Regions from separate parts of the Homo sapiens genome. Here all the other regions are linked to region 1. Evidence: chromatin contacts called from ENCODE Hi-C or POLR2A ChIA-PET data. All regions are on one chromosome and are shown on one strand. The core of a region is the stretch at or near the end of the contact, and the rest is flanking DNA. Distances in the headings are between cores, read along the strand shown.

Region 1 (4,424 bases), core at 885-3,384:
AGGCTACTGCTGCCAACTTCTTGCAATCAATGAGCAACCCTGAGTCAGCACTGTGGAGCTACATTACTGTCCAAATCCATGGCCATCCCAGTGCTGATGGCAGTGGAAGAGCTCATCCAACTGGTACAGTTGTTATTTCTGGCAGTGAATCACATCCACACCATGGCACACCTTGCTCAGAGAGTTTCCATCTCCATTAACAGAAAAAGCAACCTATATCCCTCCCCTGACCCAGGTTTCCAGGTTCGAACTGGCTGCCAGACAACCTGGTTCTCTGTGCATCCTTTCTGTGCCAGACTTAGTCTAACAGATTTGATGCTATGGCTCCAAGCTGAAACCCATGAATATCTACCCCTGAGATGCTGGTTTCTCTCCTTCCCTCTGGCTCCTAACCACACTCACCTGCAGAGGATAAACAGGCATGCCTAGTGTGTGGGGGTTTGTCCTGGGTTGCTGCCCTGGACAAAAACACTGGCTCTAGCAGGTAAGGTCCCAGTGCAGTTTGGCTCGTACCTGCTGGTGCAGCTCTCTCGTCTGACGAATTGCTCAGATCCGCTGGGGCTGTTCTGCTGTTCTGGGGTACTGGGATCTGCAGGTTGCTGAGTGGGTACAGCTGGGTCTCCTTGGCCACCTCTTGGGGCTCCAGGCCTGTCCTGCCAGGCCTCTCCGACCTTGGTGGCCACATCCTTCCCCTCAAAATCAGTCAACACGCTGAGGAAGAATAAGACCCTTATGAAGTGAGTGCCCTGAGACTAGACTTTGTTCTCCCATGGCAGGTAGGCTGGCTGTCATGTCTCGTGGACTTGGAGGGACTCATCTCCCCAAGAGTGGGGCAGACAGGAAGGAGGCACAATCCCCACCCCAAGGAGCAGTCAGTCTCCTCCTCAGTAGGACCCCCGCAGTGCTGCTCCTTTCTGACAAGGGCAAAGTCACCTGACGACTTCAATGAGGTGTTAAAAGACATCGTCTTCTGGCTGGAAACACACTGGTATTCTTGTCCCCATCCTCCCACTGCCATCTCTCCTTTCTCCAGTTCTTTCCCGCCTCCGGCCTCTCTAGGAAGACCTAAGCCATTCAGCCTTCTTCCCTGACCATGGTGCTCAAGACCTGTGCGCTGGCCAGGCTCATCAAATACCCGGCAGTCTAGGGAGGAGCTTCTCCCCCAAGCTACCCTGGAGGGCTCGGTAGGGGCAAGGGTAGGGGAGTGCGCACGTGTTGGTCACCAGATTCCCAAATCCGCTGTTGACCCCACAAAGGGGGGAAGGGCCAGGAGAATCCAAAATTTCTTAGGCGGGGCCATTATGAGAACCCTAGACCCATTTGTGATCCTCGAGCGCCATCTGGCGGCAGGAACCGGGACTGCTGCAGAAAAAGCCTCTCCACGGTCGATCTCGCCCAAAACAACCATTTTCTTTGTTGATCGTCTCATTTCCCGGCGAGCACCGCAGGCAGAGTCTGCGGCTGCAGGAAATGGCGGCACGCGCAGGCGTACTCACGCCGGCCGCACCCCGGCCTGTGCACGCACGATCTCAGCGCGCGTGCGTGCACCCGCCCACTTATCGTTGTGACCGCGTAGTTTTCACATGTGGAACCTTCTTGTCTTCTTTATTGGAAGTAGTCATAGCTATTCCTGGAAAGCAATAGCATTTTCATCCCCTGCCCCCCTTTTTTTTTTTTTGAGACGGAGTTTCGGTCTGTCGCCCAGGCTGGAGTGCAGTGGTGTGATCTCGACTCACTGCAACCTCCGCCTCCCGGGTTCCAGAGATTCTGGGACTACAGGCGCCCGCTGCCACGCGTGGCTAATTCTTTGTATTTTAGTAGAGACGGGGCTTCACCTTGTTGGCCAGGCTGGTTGTGAACTCCTGAACTCAGGCAATCCGCCCGCCTCGGCCTCTCAAACTGCTGGGATTACAGGCGTGAGCCACCGTGCCTGGCCATCCCTTTTTTTTTACAGATGAAAAAGTTGACATAAGGGTCCAATTTGCAACTAATAGTAGTCAAAATGGAACTTCCTTGTTCCTGCTGCAGTTCAACCTGATCAGGTGACTCCTGCTACATACACTTTTAGCGTCTCTAAACTTAGTTCCTCCCACCTAACCCCAGCTGCTTCTCTTCCCCTTCCAGCAGCCAAACTCCTTAGAAAGAGCTGTCTACGCTCACTCTTGTCACCTTTTCCTTCCTTTCTTACCATCAACATTCCATGGAACCTATTAATTGCTTCTGGAAAACTGAGTTCCTTCTGGGTTACACATTACGCCCGGGAGGCAGCAAATTCTTACAGAAATGGTGACATCTTACGAAAGATAACTTACAGTGGAACATTCCAAATGAACAACAACACACTGAAGTGCATTTTAAAAAAAAATTCTTTTGTGTTGTGGCTTGGCTCCCGGGGCAATGGTGCAGAGAGCCAGATCACCAGGGCCACTCAGGGAAAGGGAGCCCAGAAGCCTGGCATGCCAGCAAAAGGGTAAATATCTCTTCCCAGTCAGATTTCAGGCTTCTCTCTCTCTGTGCAAACTGATTGTAAAATCACTGTTTATCTCCTCTGTAAAATTTTAATTAATGCAAAAAGGAATTCTGAGGCTGTCTAGTCTTAAGCTGTAGTCAATCTGGTATATTTTGTGCTATAAAGTCGTTTTTCTGTGTCGAGGGGTACCTTAGGATAAAACATGGGCTTGGGCCCCCATAAGCTTGCTGCTCAAGATGGCCCAGCAAGCTGGTCAGTGACAAACTTTGCTGCAGGTCCCTGAAACCAACAAAAAACTGGACAAGGTCGCCATCCTGTTTTATGTCCTTGGGAGCTTGACCTTGTAACCATGTGGCAGTACTTTCTCCTTGTCTCTACCTTCCAGGGAACAGGAATTTTAGGGTTCATATCATAGTTAGTTCTAAAAATTATCTTGACTAGTTAAAAGCCTTTGCAAGCTCAAAATTAACTACTCTAGACTCCTTCTGGGCTCAGTAGTTAAGGTTTTGCCCTTTCACAGTGGCAGTCTGGGTTCGATTCCTGGCTTAGGAAATAAGTCCTTTCTGGTTTAATATCTGCATGACCTTGTCTATACCTTTCTCCTCCATGGACTGTCTTAAATTTTCCTTTGAGCACCTGGGAGTTCGAGACCAGCCTGGCCAACATGATGAAACCCCCTCTCTACTAACATACAAAAAAAAAAAAATAGCCAGACATGGTGGCACACGCCTGTAGTCCCAGCTGCTCCAGAGGCTGAGGCAGGAGAACTGCTTGAACTGGGGAGACAGAGGTTGCAGTGAGCCGAGATCATGCCACTGTCAGCCTAGGCGACAGAACAAGACTCCGTCTCAAAAAAAAAAAAAAAATTAACCTTGTAAAAAATTTTATGTATGATAATACTAAATTTAAAAGGGTATTATTAGGTTTTTCCATAAATTGAACATGGACATAAAAGCACAACAGGTTTTCTTAGAGCACTAATCTGCTCTTCAACAAAAATTGTAAAGGGTTATAAAAGGTTTATAAAATTCTTACCTTATGTTCAAACTGATTAAGATTGAATACATTTGTCTATAAGGTTTTATTTAAGAATTGGGTTTGACATCGATAATGCACTAATGCAACAGTGACATTTGGCTTATTTGGTATAAAAATCATGGGAGGCATTGTCAAAATAAAAATACTGTTTTGTTTTGTTTTGAGACTGAGTTTTGCCCTCGTTGCCCAGGCTGGAGTGCAATGGCATGATCTCTGCTCACTGCAACCTCCACCTCCTGGGTTCAGGCGATTCTCCAGTCTTAGCCTCCCGAGTAGCTGGGATTACAGGTGCATGCCACCATGCCTGGCTAATTTTTCTATTTTTAGTGGAGACAGGGTTTCACCATGTTGGCCAGGCTGCTCTTGAACTCCTGACCTCAGGTTATCCGCCTGCCTCGGCCTCCGAGAGTGCTGGGATTACAGGTGTAAGCCACCGCGCTTGGCCAATAAAAATAATGTTTAATCTTCAGGGTATATTTTTAGTGAATTATATTAATATATATTCCAAAATTATATGGGGTTTCTAAAATTCTAATATGTATATCAAGTGCAGATTATAAAAATTCAGTCATACAGGATTAATGAAAAGATCACTTAGTGAAGTGAGTAGACTCTTCGTCTAGCTCATTCTTTATTTTATTTAATTTAGGCAGTTTGTTTTATGGGGACCTCAGGTAAACAGCATACTTCAAACTCTGGGTATTATCCTACTGGTAGTCATAGTAGTCTCCCCAGTGCACTGTATTCTCTCAAAGGTTTCAAATGTTTGCATGCAGCCATCTCTGAAATGTCAAATGGTCTCTCTTCAACTGGAATAACAAAACTGATTGAAATGTATGATTATGAGGACATCATAACCTATGAATGACATGCTGAGACTGGAAACCTAAAATGATGGTAACTAGGTAACTAAAAG
Region 2 (4,424 bases), core at 447-2,946, 810 kb before region 1:
CTGGGTGTGCCTGGTGGGACCCCGGGGTGAGCCCCCGAGGGTGAGAGGTGGGAGCAGCCCCTTCTCTGGCCCCTCCTGCCCTCCACAGAGAGATGCTGCCCTGGGTGTGTGGTCACATGCCGACCAGGAGTGGGGCCGCTGCGACTCAGGGCAGAGCAGCGCCTGGAGGAAGGCCCAGGAGCCGCTTATCTCAGGAACACAGGCAGGAAGAGCACGGACACTTCCTGCGGACCCCGGGCTATCTGGGGCAGTGTCTGCCATGAGGGAGGCTGCAGCCTGTATGTCCTGGGCCTGGCCACAGCCATCCTGCCCTACCCTGCCCCTCCCAGGAACATTTCTGGGGACACCGGGCCTGGGCACTTACCATGAAGTGGTGCAGCAGAGGGGTCTCCTGGGCGGCGTGGCACATACGCTCAGTTCAGCTGCCCCAGGGCAGTGGCGATGGGCATGAGATGGCTGCGGGGGGGCATTGTCCTGAGTGGGAGGGAGACAGTCGAGGCTCAGCCCCATTCGAGCTGGCCTGGGGAAGGAGGGGCGGCGGTGGGGGTGGCGCCCAGGGCCTAGCGACCGGGCTCCCTCACAGCTGGCAGCTTTGTCAATAGTGGCCAGGCCAAGGCAGCCCTGCCTCCACCACAACAATGTTCCCTCTGTCCAGAGGCCAGGCCAGGGCCCCACTCGCTAGTGCTGTCACCCCCACTGGGCTGTTCTGGACAGGGGGCTCCTTGCCACTTCCCACCCTCAGGGAGCCACCCCCGGGATCCGGGGACAAAGGGCCGGGGTTTCCTCCAGCCAGCCCTCCCCCTCTGGCCCTGCAACCCCTGTGTCACTAAGCATGCCCCTCCCTGGCTCCCCGGGTCCCTGTGAAGGGCACGGGGTGGACCTTGGAGCCCCTGCAAATGCCGGCTGGTAGCCTTGGGGCCTGGGTGAAGTGCCAGTCCTGGCCCTCAATGCCTGCCTTTGTCCAAAAGATCTTCCTCCACACCCCCAGCCCAGCCCTGCCCCTGGGGACTGGTGAAGTGGTGCCAGGTACAGCATGGTGGCAGCGAGCAGGACCACGGGAGGAGGCTGCTTGAGATGGGCTGAGGCAGAGGGTCCACAGGCCGGGGCTGTCCACCCCACCCTCTGAAGCACCGTCCTGCTGGCCTAGATGCCATCCATGCAGGGGATGGGGAAGGGAGGGGCACCTAGCAGCTAGACCCCCTGTCACCCTCACAGGCCACCCTGGCCAGTGGCACAGGAGCAGGTGCACTGGGGATGGGGTCTCTGCCTCCCCCACAGCACGGCAGCAGTAGGCTCCAGGGCAAGGTGGCAGTGGGCTGCTGTCACCTGGCTGGGCCAGTTGGGTGGCTGTGGGGGTGGGGAGCCAGGCGGGCAGCCTCTCTACCCTGTACCCTGCCCGAGGCTGGCGTTGGCTTTCCCATTTCGGGGAAGAAACATGGTTCCCCACCTCCTAACCCCAGGGCTACCACTTGGGGGACACCGTGCTCCCAGACACCTAGTGCCGTCGTCAGGCTGGGCCGACACCCGAGCGCTCTTGCCTGACCCCAGCCAGTTGGCCCTGAGACCCTGATGCCTTGCCCTGAGGCTGGTAGCCCCTGCACCCCAAGCCCAAGCCCAAGCCTGCCCCAGCTCTTGCCTACCTGGTGGGCCACCGGCGAGGGCCAAGTAGCAGCTGGCGGTGCCAGGAGCACGTCTCACAGAGCCCCAGCCTCCCTCCCCACAATGCAATCGTGCCCAGTCCGACTCATCCCAACAAGCCCGGCCAGGCAGCCCAGCCTCTCTCCGCCCGCCCCTTTGCCCAATGGCACAGGGCAGGATGTTGCTGCCCTCTGCTGGCCGCAGCGGGCATGATGGAGTACTGACCGTGGGCACCTGGCAGGTGAGAGACGGCAGCGCCCTCCTATTGGGTGGGCATTCCATAACCTGGCACGAAGCACCTACTGGATGCCAGGCTTGGGCTTGGCACTGGCACCATCCAGAAACAAACACAGGTTGGGAAACTGAGGCACAGGAGGTTAGGAAACTTGAATAAAGTCACACAGCTAGTATGTGGCAAGGCTGAGTCAATCACAGGGCCCCTTCACTTAACCGTCAGGCTACATGACCTTGAACCATGAACCTTGGCAGGCGTTGGGCAGGAGATGGAGCTGAGGCCTACCCCAGGCCAGGCCTGGACGTGACATGCCCACGTGGCGTTGAGGAAAAACCAGTGTTTCCCACCGACTGGAACACAAGGTTGGTCAAGGGCCGTCTCCCAGGGTGTGGCGGAGGTCAGCAAATCAGGTGGGGTCTTTGTGGCCAGGCTTGAGAACTTGAACTTGTCTCGCCATGGGCAACTGCAAGCTGGTGGCACTGGGGCAGAGAATGTGGGGAGGCCTGGTCCAGTGGTGGTCATGGGCATGGAGAGAGGCGGGCGCGTTCTAGAGGCGCTCTGGGGAGGCAGCATTCTGAAGACTGTGCGTTGGACCCAGGGCAGGAGGCGAAGGCAGGAGAATCCAGGCGACCCTGGGGCTTTTCTGCTGGGGCACTGTTCCCCCTGTGGCAGGGCCATCCACAGAGGGGCTGGCGGAAGTGGGAGGACGGTAAGACTGAGGGGCCCATGAGGGAGGAGGAAATGGTGATGGGGCTGGGGAGGCCTGGGGGTGAGAAGCTTGGCTCAGGTGGCTGGAGCCCTGGGGGCGGCCAGGGTATAGGGCCAGGTGTTGGCCCTGGAGCTCAAAGGCCCAGCAGACTCGGGGTATGGGTGCTTCCCTGAGCAGCTGTGTCATTCTTTCCAACCTGCATGGAGAGAAATGGGGCACAGAGGTGGGTAACTTGCCCAGGGCCATGACCTGACGTCGTTTCTTCAGAGTGCATTCCACAGAGATGGGATTTGAACCTGGGCATTCTGGCACGGGCCACGCTCTGGACCACTGGGCCCCAGATCCACAGCTTCTCACCTGCAGCCGCTGAGGATGTGGAGGCAGACCAGGCAGGCCCGTGGGAAGGACCACCAAAAAGCGAGTGAGCAGCCGGCGAGGGGTCTCTCCCCAACAGGAAGGCCAGGCAGCCTTGAAGGAGCCAGGGAGGGATTTAGAAGCTCCAGGAGGGGAGGCTTGGGGGAGCCAGCTGGCCTCTCTCCCTCTCCCTGTCCTTCCCCCCATGCCTACCCCAACACACACACACATGTCCTTGCTGGCCCCGGATGAGACAGACGCCTGCAATCTGGCATGGGGAATGGGTTTCTCCTTCCTTTCCACAGAAGAAAATAAATCAGGCTGGGCGTCGTGGCTCCCGCCTGTAATCCCAGCACTTTGGGAGCCTAAGGCAGCAGGATCACTTGGGCCCAGGAGTTCTAGACCAGCATGGGCAACATAGTGAGACCCCCATCTCTATAAAAAAATTTAAAAATTAGCCAGGCATGGTGGTGCGAGCCTGTAGTCCCAGCTACTTGGGAGGCTGAAGTGGGAGGATCGCCTGAGCCTGGGAGTTGGTGCCTGCAGTGAGCCGTGATGGTGCCATTGCACTCTAGCCTGGGTGACAGTGCAAGACTCTGTCTTTAAAAAAAAAAGAAAAGAAAGAAAGAAAAAAGAAAATAAATCCATCCACAGGCAGCACCATTTTCATAAATATGTGTGTATATGGCCTGCATATGCACCTTCTACGCTTTCTGAGCAGATAAGAGGCGTGGCTATGGCAGCCCCTGGTCTGAAGCTGGTGTAACCAGAAAGGATCTAGGCTGGTTTGGGGAACCGGAACATCTTATGTCAGGGGAGTCGTGCTGGATTTATCCTGCAATGGCCGGGTCCCCTCACCAAGGGATGGGAAGGCAGCGTCAACTGATCTGGTGTCGTCTCCTTGCTGTGTGCCAGGCTTCTCAATGCTGGAAGGGGACTCGTTGGGTCAGTGGGACGTGGGCTTCACGTTTGCTGGGCTGAAGACGTAGCTCTCCATGCTGGCATCCCAGCGGACACCCCCACTGCCACTGCTGCACCACGTCTTCACGTACACCAGAGAGCAGACTTGAGAGTTTCTGCGCATACAGTGGGTGTGAAATGGTGCCCTGCTGGGTTTTGAATCGGCATTCCTTGACCACCGGCCATATTGCAGCACTTTTCATTTCTTCTGTCAAATGCCCGTGCATGTCTTGGCTTACACTTTGCAGGTGTTCTGTATTTTCCACACCAATCCCTGGGGTGTATGTCTTCGGCCTACCTGTTACTTGTCTTCTCAGTTTGCTGATGTATCATGTGATAAACAGAAAGTCTTAATTTTAATATCATAGCATTTATCAATCTGATTTCTTTTTTTGAGACGGGGTCTCGCTCTGTCGTGCAGGCTGGGGTGCATTGGCGCAATCATGGCTCACTGAAGCCTCCTGGGCTCAAGTGATCCTCCCACCTTAGCCTCCCAAACACCTGGGACTACAGGCAGGCGCCACAGTG
Region 3 (4,424 bases), core at 1-2,500, 730 kb before region 1:
GGGGGCAGCCAGGGCTCCTTACCTCGCGGAGACCCCAAGGCGCAGGCCTGCTTTCCCACCTCGGCGGCCAATCGCTCCTCCCAGCCCGGGAGTCTGGGGGGCAGCCTCGCGGGCATCGCCGGCCCCCTCCCCCCACCATGCCAGGCACATGACTGCGAGGGGGGTGGAGGCGCCCGGCCCGGCCACCGAGCGGCAGCGGCGGACGAGGGGCGGCCCCGACCCCCGCGTGCCCGGGGGCCACCCGTTGCCCGGACTTCACCCCTCCGCGGCGGCTCCGGGGGTCGGGCGGGGGCCGGCGGCCTGCTGGGGGAGGAGGCCGCGGCGGGCGGGGGAACTCACCTCCGCCGTTCTTGTAGCACAGGTAGGGGAAGCGCCACACGTTGCCCAAGCCCACGGCGAAGCCCACGCACGACATGATGAAGTCCATCTGGCGCGTCCAGGTCTCGCGCGGCGGCACGGCCAGGCGGCCGCCGGGTGTCCCCAGGCCCACGGGGCCGTCGCCCTTGGCCGGGGCCCCGTCGGGCCCGGGCGCGATGAGGGGGCCCTTCTTCTCGTCGCCGGACACGCTATAGATGCCGTTCTCGGCGCTCTTCTTCGCCATGGCCTCGGCGGGCCGCACGGCCGGGCCGGGGTCGCGGCGCCTCACGGGGGGCGGCGGTCAGGCGGGGGGCACCGGCGGCACCGGGGAGGGCCCCGAGGGCGCGGGCCGGCCGGGGGCCGGGGGGCGGCCGGGCCGGGGGACGGGGCGGCGGGCGGGCGGCGGGGTGCGGGGCGCGGGCGGCGCAGTCAGAAGCAGTCCACGAAGCACTTGAAAGTGAGCCTGAAGAATCTCATGTGTGTCGGGGGCCCGGGGGCGCGCGGGCGGCGGCGGGGCCCGGCCGGGCGGCGGCGGCGGCGGCGGCGGCTCCCGAGGCTCCTGCCCGCGGCTCGGGCGGCGGCGGCTGCGGCGGCTCCTCGCCCGACCCGAGGCTCAGCCTAGCGGGGCGCGGGCGACATCGGCGCCCGCGGTCTGCAAGCGGCGGCCGGAGCAGGGGCCTGTGGCCCGCGCCCCCCGCCCCGGCCGGGGCCCGCGGAGGCTGCCCGGCTGGCCCGCGACTCCGGTGGCGGTGGTGGCGGCGGCGGCGGTGGCGGCGGCGGCGGCGGCTCGGGCGCGCCTCGCCCTCTCCTTCCCGGCGGCGGCGGCTGCAGCCGCTCTCGGGGCCGCGGCGGGCTCAGCGACTCGCCACCTCGCTCCGACTATCCCTCTCTTCCCCGTCCCCGGCCGGCCGCCGCTTAAAAACCGACTCCGGGGTGATGTCACTATCGCCCCACCCCCACGGCCGGCCGGCCCCCCTCCCCCTCCCCCTCCCGCATCCCTCCCTCCCGCCCTCCTCGTCACACTCCGCCCACCTCCTCCCTGCCCTCCTCCCGGGGAGGAGACGCCGCTCCAGCGGGAGGCAGGATGGTTGCTACCTGGGGCGGCCGCCAGCTCCTCCCGCAGGGCTCCGGGCCGCCCCTCGCCCCAGGGTCGCCGGCTCCTAGTGCAGCCCAGGCTTCCCGGCCGGCCCCTCCCAGCCCTGGGAAGACGTCCCCCGGGCCCCCTCAGCCCTCCGCCTCCCCTTCTCTCCCTTTCTCCCCGCTCCTGGCAGGCTGCAGCCGTCTCCTCCCGGTGCTCCCTCCTTCCTTGAGCTCTCTCCACCGCTGCCCACTGGGGGCTACAGCTTCCCGGCTACCCTGGAAGCTGGAGGCCGGGACCAGCTCTTCAGGTGACAGGCCTCTGTGTCTCCACAGTGGGCAGAGGGGAGCCTGCCTGGCTGATGAGCAAGCCTCGACTTTGTCATCAAGGCAGAGAAGGGGCCCGGGTAAATGACCCCGGCGGCCCCCACCCCTGCCTGGCGTGAGAGTGGGTAGGGGCTTCGGACTTGAGGGGACTGGAGCGGGAACAAGGCAAGGCTGCCCCCTGGTGCCTGGCAGGTGCACAGACCCTTCCCCAAAGGCCTCAGGCCTGAGGTCCTGGCTGCCCGCCCCCCACCCACCCCGTGTTCCTCTCCCCAGGACCCCCCAGGCCTCCCTAGCAAGAGCCAGCTTGTTGGGCTGCCTCTCCGCCGCCAGCTGAGCAGCTTGTTTAGAATTTTCTAGGGCTAAGAGTAGCCTGGGGGTGGGGTGGGGAAGGAAGTGGTCATTGTCCTGGCCTGGGAGGTAAAGTGTGCCCCCCTCAGCTTCAAGCTCCCTGATCTGATCGTGGACACTGCAGTCCCCAGATGGCTCATCCCGTTAAGCTAAGCCCGCGGCCATCCGTCCAGCTTTAGGAAGAAAAGCAGTTCCGGCCCAAGCCAGATTGAGCTTGCTGGGTGAGGGAGGGACAGTGTCCCCACCCAGGCTTGGAGGAGGAGCCTCAAGGGGTGTGTGTGGTTGGGGGAGACAGGCGGTGTCACCTGTGCTTAGACCAGGGGTGGTGGGTGGGTACCCCTGAGGTGGCAAGGTCACACTGCTCATCAGAAGTTTCTCACTAGGGTCTTCTCTGGCCCAGCCTTTGACTGAAGCTGGTCTGGAGACAGGGGCATTAGAGAAGTGACTCATAGATGGCCTAAAGAAGCGGGGCCACTCAAGGACCCAGGACAGAGGGAAGAGGGCCAACCCAGCTGGACCACAGGCAAACCCCATTGCCTTTGAGAGAAAGAAGAGGACCCGGTGAAGTAGGCTCGGAGGGCCTCAGCCCAGCAGGAGTGCGGGGTGGGCGCGTGATGTCATCGAAGGGAGGACGGTGACCTGGGGGAGGGCCGCTTTGAGGGAGAGTGCAGGCCACGGCCAGACAGCTCTGGGAGCCGCGGGCAGGGGAGACTTTCAGATGTTGCTTGTCAAAGGGGTGGGGGTGGAAGGGAGAGAAAGCAGAGGCTCGAGAAGGATGTAGGAGAGCTGATGGCACTTTGGGGAAGTGACCACTGCTGCGGTTACTCCTCCGGTGGGTTCCGAGGCCAGGGACAGGATCATGAGGGAGTCGCCACCCCTGACTGCTGCTGCCTTTGTGAGATCAGAGGAGGCCGAGGCAGAGGGCGAGGTGGCCAGGCTGGAGGGTACTGGAGACAGAAGTGAAGGGTGGGGGGCTGTCCAGAATGGCTGCCACTGCTCCATGGACCCTCGGAGTGGGAGCCCCCACATCTGAGGGGAGGTCCAGTGGGCCCCCATACCTGACTCCCACGACCTCCTGGAACTGGGCTCTTCTCCAGGCAGCCACCCCTTCCCACACCCACCTTCTTCCCCGCCCTTTGCCAGCCCAGCCTGGGGTGCACCCACTACCAGCCCCTGGGCCAGGCCCTGCCTCCCGCCCCCAGCTGGTCTGGACCCCATAGTGACTGTGAACTCCTCCTCACGGCCTGGGCCAGACCCCAAACTGCATTCTCTGAGCAGCCAGAGGGACCCTCCTGAAGCACAAATCTGACCAGCCCCTCCTTTATCTCATCCCTTCTTTGGGCTTTTCTGTGCCCTGGAGGTAGAACTAAATTTTTCTCCAAGACTACGAGATGGAGTGTGATGGGGCTGTGCCCTCCCAGCCTCGGGGCGTTCCCCCTGAGTTTTCCCTCCACGCGGGGCCCACAGCCTGGGCTTCCCTTTCTCTGCTGACCTCCAGGACTCTGTCCCAGGAGGCTCCTGAGGGAGGTTCAGGAACCCTCCCCACGTCGGCCACCCTGGGAGCCGCCCCTGCCCAGCCAGGGCGAGCTGGGCCTCTTTGAGCAGTGCATGAAGTTCAGGCTGGTAAGGCTGGAGTTCCCGGCGGGGAGCTCCGGCCGGAGCTCTGGTCTCTGTCACAGGCTCTGACCCGGGCGGCCAGTGACAGGGTCTTCTGAGGCTGCTCCCACGAGCTGCTGAGCAGTTGGGGGAACAAAGGCAAAGCGATTTCCATCCCTGGCTGGGTCCTCTCCCACGTCCGAAGGCTTCAAAGCGTTCTCGGGCTTTGTCAAGGCGCGTCAGGCTCGGCCCGGGGGCAGCAGCTGCTGGGGAGGGGCAGGGTGGGCTCTCCAGGCCCCCAGCTGAGGGCCGGGTAGCTGTCCCCCGCCAGCCCTTTCCAAGCCTCCGCCTGTCTTGCCAGGCCCTTGTGTTCTACTCACTGAAGGGGGGTTCCGAGCATGTGCAGGAGGGGGTGGGGGTGCCCTGCGACCTGTGCCCAGCCCAGAGCTCCTATGGTGGCTTCTGGGTGAGAAGCAAACTGTTCTCTGGGGCAGAGGCGACCGGGGAGGGGCGGGGGGAGAGCTGCACCCTCCCCTTACCGTGTCCCAGGGAGTGGGCAGCCTTTCAGGCCCCAGCTGGGGCTGGGGGGTTGGAGTAGGAGCTGAGGAGGAGGGAGAGGGGAGGAGAAGGGGAGCTGGGGGGAGGGCAGGGGAGGGGGGCTAGCCGGAATGCTCCTGTTTGTTGGGGGAGGCCTGAGAATTGGAGCCAGCGCCCACTCA
Region 4 (4,424 bases), core at 898-3,397, 690 kb before region 1:
CTGCCCAACCCCACCACGGGCACTGGACCGGGCACCGGCGCCATGCTGGAGCCGGCACGGCCAGCAAGGCTGGTCTCACACAGGTGAGGGCACTCGGCCTGGAATCTGCTGAAGCCTCCTGTTGGGGAGAGGGCATGGGGCCTGCTGACCTGGCCTTCTGGGCAGCCAAGTGCCTCTGTCTGGGGCTGGGGAGATGACCCTGGACAACTTGGAGGGTTTGCAAATGTTCCCAAAGGGAACACAAAACCCAGCAGCTTGGTGTGTCCTGGTACCCACGTGGGGCCCTAGCCACCCTCAGTCAGCTCGGGCTGCAAGAAGCTGGGCTCACGCTGAGCCACCGGAAAGGATCTTACACCCCTAGGGTCAAGCTGAGGCAGGTGTGAGGGCTCAACAGAGCCGAGATGCACTGCCAGCCTTAGGGAGGACTGCGGCCATCAGCTAAAGAAAAGGAGGAACTCAGATGTCAGCTCTCTGCCTGGGCATCTCCTGACTCTCAGGGATGAAGTGGGACCCCAAGATGTGGGGGAACTTGGGGGAGAATATGGCTCAAGAAGCCAGCATCTCTATTTACAGATACTATTTCCCCGGGCTGGACACCTGACACTTTATATGCTGTTCGGGAGGCTAAGGCAGGAGGATCGCTTGAGCCCAGGAGGCTTCAGTGAGCCGTGATTGCACCAGTGCTGTCTGACCCCTGCCTCCCTTGCTCATTCCTGAGCAGGTTGGGGAGGTGGGGATACCCTTGCCGAGACCCTGGGGAGCCCGCACTTTGTAATTCGTTCTTGAGCATCCTGAGAACTAGCTCAGGTCAGGCTAATTCTCCCCATTTTCCAGGCTCAGAGACTGGGCTGCCGAGGGTGAAGAACTTCCCCACGGTCACACTCAGGCTTCCCTCCTCTCAAAGCAGCCTGGCAGGTCATCAGGGGAGGGGGGCCTCAACTCGCTTTAGAAAAAAAGAAGTGGGGCTGGCCTAAGGTCAAATGAATCCCGAACCCCCTGGAAGGAGGGCCCCGCGGCACCTACCCTGGAGGTAGTAGGCCAGGTAGCCTTCCTCTCGCAGCTTCTGCAGCAGGGTGCCCAGCACCGACTCGGCCTCCCACTCCTCGGCCTCGGCCTCGGCCTCCCCGCGCCGGCGCCGGCCCCCGCCCTGGTCGTACAGGAGCACGGGGGCAGGCGGGGGCGGCTGCAGCGGCGGCCCAGGCAGGAGCGCGCGCACCGACAGGCTGCCCCTCCGCAGGCGGCGCAGCAGGAGCGCCGGCAGGGCCACGCTCAGCGCCCCACCGATGCGCGCCGACTCGTACAGCTCGCGGCTGCGGCAGTCCAGGAGCAGGAGCCGCGGCCGCGGGGGCGACAGCTCCCGACGCAGCCACAGGCACGAGCGGCCCAGACCCTCCATGGGCGATCGGCTCCCTACACGCTGGACCACGGGCGCTGCGAAGAGAGAGAAGGCGCGGTGTGAGCTACCGGAGGGCCGAGGGGGCTCAGACTTGAAGCCGGCCCCGCGTCCTGAAGGCGGGAGCCCAGGGTCCCCCACCATGAGGACTCCCAACAAGGCGCCCCAAGAAACCCCCCAGGCAGCAGCTCGGCCCGGGGAAGGGTCCTCGAGAAGAGGGCTGAGCGGCTAACCGCCCCTTCGAGGCTCATCTTGGGGTACCCTGAGGTCGCAGCCGCCTCCCTCCATACCCCCTTTCTGCTCCTGTCTCGGTCTTCTCGCGAACGCTCCCCAAGTTCGAGCTTCCGACTCTGGCTGGGGGTGTGCGTGCGAGGAGTGCCGTTCGAGGCCTAGATCTCCCCCAGGGCCAGGTGGGCCAGGGGAACAGAGGAGGCGCCGAGGTGCTGGGCCTCAGCGAGTCCTCTCAGAGGTGGTCTGGCCCCCGGTCCCCCATCTCCCCCTACCCCTAGGAGAGAACAAAAGGAAAGAGACCTGGAGCGAGATCCGGCGGTGGACGACCGCGCGTGGACGTTCTGGCCACGGCCACTGCCACGGCGGAACGCGAGGCGCCGTCCCGCGGCAGAGAGTCCCCAGGCCTGGCCGCCAGGAGAGGGCGGGGCGGCGGTGCAGGCTCGCACGTGGAAGCCGAGCCCCGCGCAGCCCGCGCAGCCCGCGCACCGGCCGCTTCCTGGCAGCCGGACCCAGCTTCCACCTTGGAAACTGCCTTCGGACGTGGAGTTACAACTCCGAGGGGCGGGCCGGGGCGGGGCTCCGGGGGCGGGCCCGGCGGGCCGGTGAGCCAACGGGTGCTAGCCGAAGCAGTCGGGTGGGACCTGCGAGTCGGCTGAGCTGGGGCTTCCACCGAGGCGGGACGGGGTCGGGGCAGAGGCCAAGGGCAGGTCAGGGGCCCAGCAGGGGACCAGCTGCGGCTCCCCTGGCCGGCGCCAGCCTGGCCTCGGGAGGCAGGGGGAGGGGTGAGGACCAGAGCCCAGCCCCTCTGCCGCAGAAGCTGCCTCCAGCCCAACTCACAGGGTGATACTGGAGCATCTTCTCCCCTGCCTGGATCTCAGTGGCCCCATCTCTGTAATGGGCTCAGAGCTAGCAGCTTGGGCAAACTTGGGATGCCACCGAAATCACGGAGGGGAGGAGGAGGCAGGACCAGAAACTTAGTGCAGCTTTGGCCCAGAGGTCTGCTGCAGGGCTAGGCAGGCAGGGGTAGCTCCTGGATACCTACCAATACCAGCCCGCTTCACTCGCACAGGACTGGCCAAAAGCACCCAGGAACCCTGAGCTCCCAGCCCTAAACTGGGGCACTCTGCTCTTATCACATTACTGATCCTAAGAGTCACCCGTGGCTCCCCCCTCTGCCTCCTTCCCTTAACCCCCCTTCGGCTAATCAAAGTGGAAAGAACTAGTTTCTACCTAAATATCTCTCACATCCACGCCTCTCTCCCCTGTCCCTTGCCCTAGCCGAGGGCTCAAATTCATCAGCTTTAGGCCAGGTCACTGTCACGTCTTGCACAACAGTCTCCCTGCCTCCGGGCCTGCAACGACCTGCCCTCCACCCTGCCCTGCCCAGCCCTGCCCAACGTCAGAATGCCATCCACTCAACCAAGGCTGGTGGCCTCCATCCTTTCCTCCATGGGCACAACAGGCGGGACAGATCCACAGGCAGCAAGAGCACTGGACAAGGTCTCAGGTGTGGTGAGCACTGAGGCAGGAGACCAGGGTCAGGGGGAGGTGTCCACAATGCTGATCTGGCTAAAAGTCCCTTCTCTGCTTAAAGCTCAACAAAAGCAAATAACAGTGTTGAAGGAAAATGTACGCCAGATAAGATAAAGCTCATACCCAACTAAAAGGTTAAGACCCCTGTAGATAAATGGGCAAAGAACCTGAAAACACTGCATACTGCAGGAAGGAGGGAATGCGGTGGCCTAACAAATATTTGGGGGAAGGTTCAACTTCAGGCGTGGAAGGAAAGCCACTCCAATAAACAAGTAACAATGACCAACGAGGTAACACTTCCCACCTACTGCATTAGAAATGTTCTCATTTTTGAGAACACGCAGTGCTGGCAAGATTGCTGTGAAATCAGCGTGCTGTTCAACTGTTGCAGGGTTATATATTGGTACGGCCCCTTTGGAAATTAATCTGGCAATATCAAGAGCTAGGAAAAAATCCCAACCCTTTGACCACTTTTGGGAATCTAAGGAACTAAAGTAAAAGAAAGCAAAGTTATGCACACGAGGATGGGCACCACAAAGCATTTTTCTAACAAGTGGAAAATGCAAAGCAAACTACGAGTCTAAAGACTCCTCTCAGGAGCCATGGAGTTAGAGGAGAAAATGTCTCAGGTCATGGTTAGGTAAGAGGGCAGGTGACGGAAAGCTAGGTGGGTCACCTCTAAGGGGCTTCCAGTTTGCCTCTCTCCCTCCCTTTCGGGCAGTGGGCTGCTAGCCGGGGACTCCCAGGACCCTGGCACTGGGCTGCTTTCCGGCCACACCCCCCATGTCCCTGCGTCTAACAAGAGTCCTAATTCCTGCATCCAAGGGCTTTGGGCAGCTGGACTGTGCCCTTCCTTCTCTCACCCAGTGGGCAAGGGCCCCAGCCCAGGCCTCCCTCCTATGCCCCCTGCCCAGATTCTGAGATTCTGCTCATTCTTCAGGCCCCCTCCTCCAGGCAGCCTTCCCAACTCGGAGCCAGTAGTCTCCCTCCTCTGTGCTCCCTAGTGTGGTCACTTTCCCCCTTTCTCAGTGTGTTCCTGGGGCAGGGACTTTGTCTTCTGTTTTCTGTCCACAGCCTAGCTCCACAGTGGTGGAGGTGGACACCGGCACCCAGCCTGGGGGCTGCCTCCAGGCCCACTGCAGCTGTGGGTGGGAGCTCAGAGTGGGCAGGGGTTGAAGGCACCACGGAGGTTCTGCCATGTGCCAGTCTTGTTGTGGAGAGTGGGGGTGGCGCAGGGCTGTGACCAGCAGGGAGCTGGACAGCCACT

What was found. Hi-C counts contacts between places; a loop is a spot of excess contacts on that map. ChIA-PET counts read pairs that join two places held with the same protein, here RNA polymerase II (POLR2A). Pooled maps may share reads with other maps.
Region 2: a loop to region 1 is called in a pooled map, with 8 times the contacts of the local background. The contact joins the promoter of PLXNB3 here to the enhancer-like site in region 1. A Hi-C loop is called at or near these places in 5 of 50 pooled maps.
Region 3: a loop to region 1 is called in a pooled map, with 4 times the contacts of the local background. The contact joins the promoter of SLC6A8 here to the enhancer-like site in region 1. A Hi-C loop is called at or near these places in 1 of 168 maps with a recorded cell type or tissue (GM12878) and 3 of 50 pooled maps. POLR2A ChIA-PET finds 5 or more read pairs at or near these places in 2 of 52 experiments (Caco-2 and T-cell).
Region 4: a pooled map shows a loop between it and region 1 (5-fold over the local background). The contact joins the promoter of DUSP9 here to the enhancer-like site in region 1. A Hi-C loop is called at or near these places in 4 of 37 single-sample maps with no recorded cell type and 7 of 50 pooled maps. POLR2A ChIA-PET finds 5 or more read pairs at or near these places in 1 of 52 experiments (HEK293).

The regions. Positions count from the first base shown.
Region 1 is chrX:152,955,986-152,960,409 of GRCh38, reverse strand. It overlaps ZNF185 (zinc finger protein 185 with LIM domain), which reads right to left. Exons shown (of 25, transcript NM_001395254.1): 19 at 514-711. Among named protein-coding and RNA genes, the nearest start is that of PNMA5, 36 kb to the left of the region's middle. RefSeq lists enhancers at 1,062-1,191, 1,202-1,251. Within about 2 kb of position 2,134, at least 19 of the 41 ENCODE cell types and tissues checked have a DNase peak (open chromatin) inside an H3K27ac peak, as active enhancers do.
Region 2 is chrX:153,761,521-153,765,944 of GRCh38, reverse strand. It overlaps PLXNB3 (plexin B3), which reads right to left and starts at 1,696. Exons shown (of 36, transcript NM_005393.3): 1 at 1,641-1,696; 2 at 365-474. The coding sequence starts at 409. It overlaps PLXNB3-AS1 (PLXNB3 antisense RNA 1), which reads left to right. Exons shown (of 3, transcript NR_199696.1): 2 at 2,096-2,235.
Region 3 is chrX:153,684,752-153,689,175 of GRCh38, reverse strand. It overlaps SLC6A8 (solute carrier family 6 member 8), which reads right to left and starts at 1,250. Exons shown (of 13, transcript NM_005629.4): 1 at 340-1,250. The coding sequence starts at 601. It also overlaps a transcript of PNCK not described here.
Region 4 is chrX:153,644,926-153,649,349 of GRCh38, reverse strand. DUSP9 (dual specificity phosphatase 9) reads right to left here and starts at 2,147. Exons shown (of 4, transcript NM_001318503.2): 1 at 1,925-2,147; 2 at 1,024-1,431; 3 at 1-118. The coding sequence starts at 1,396.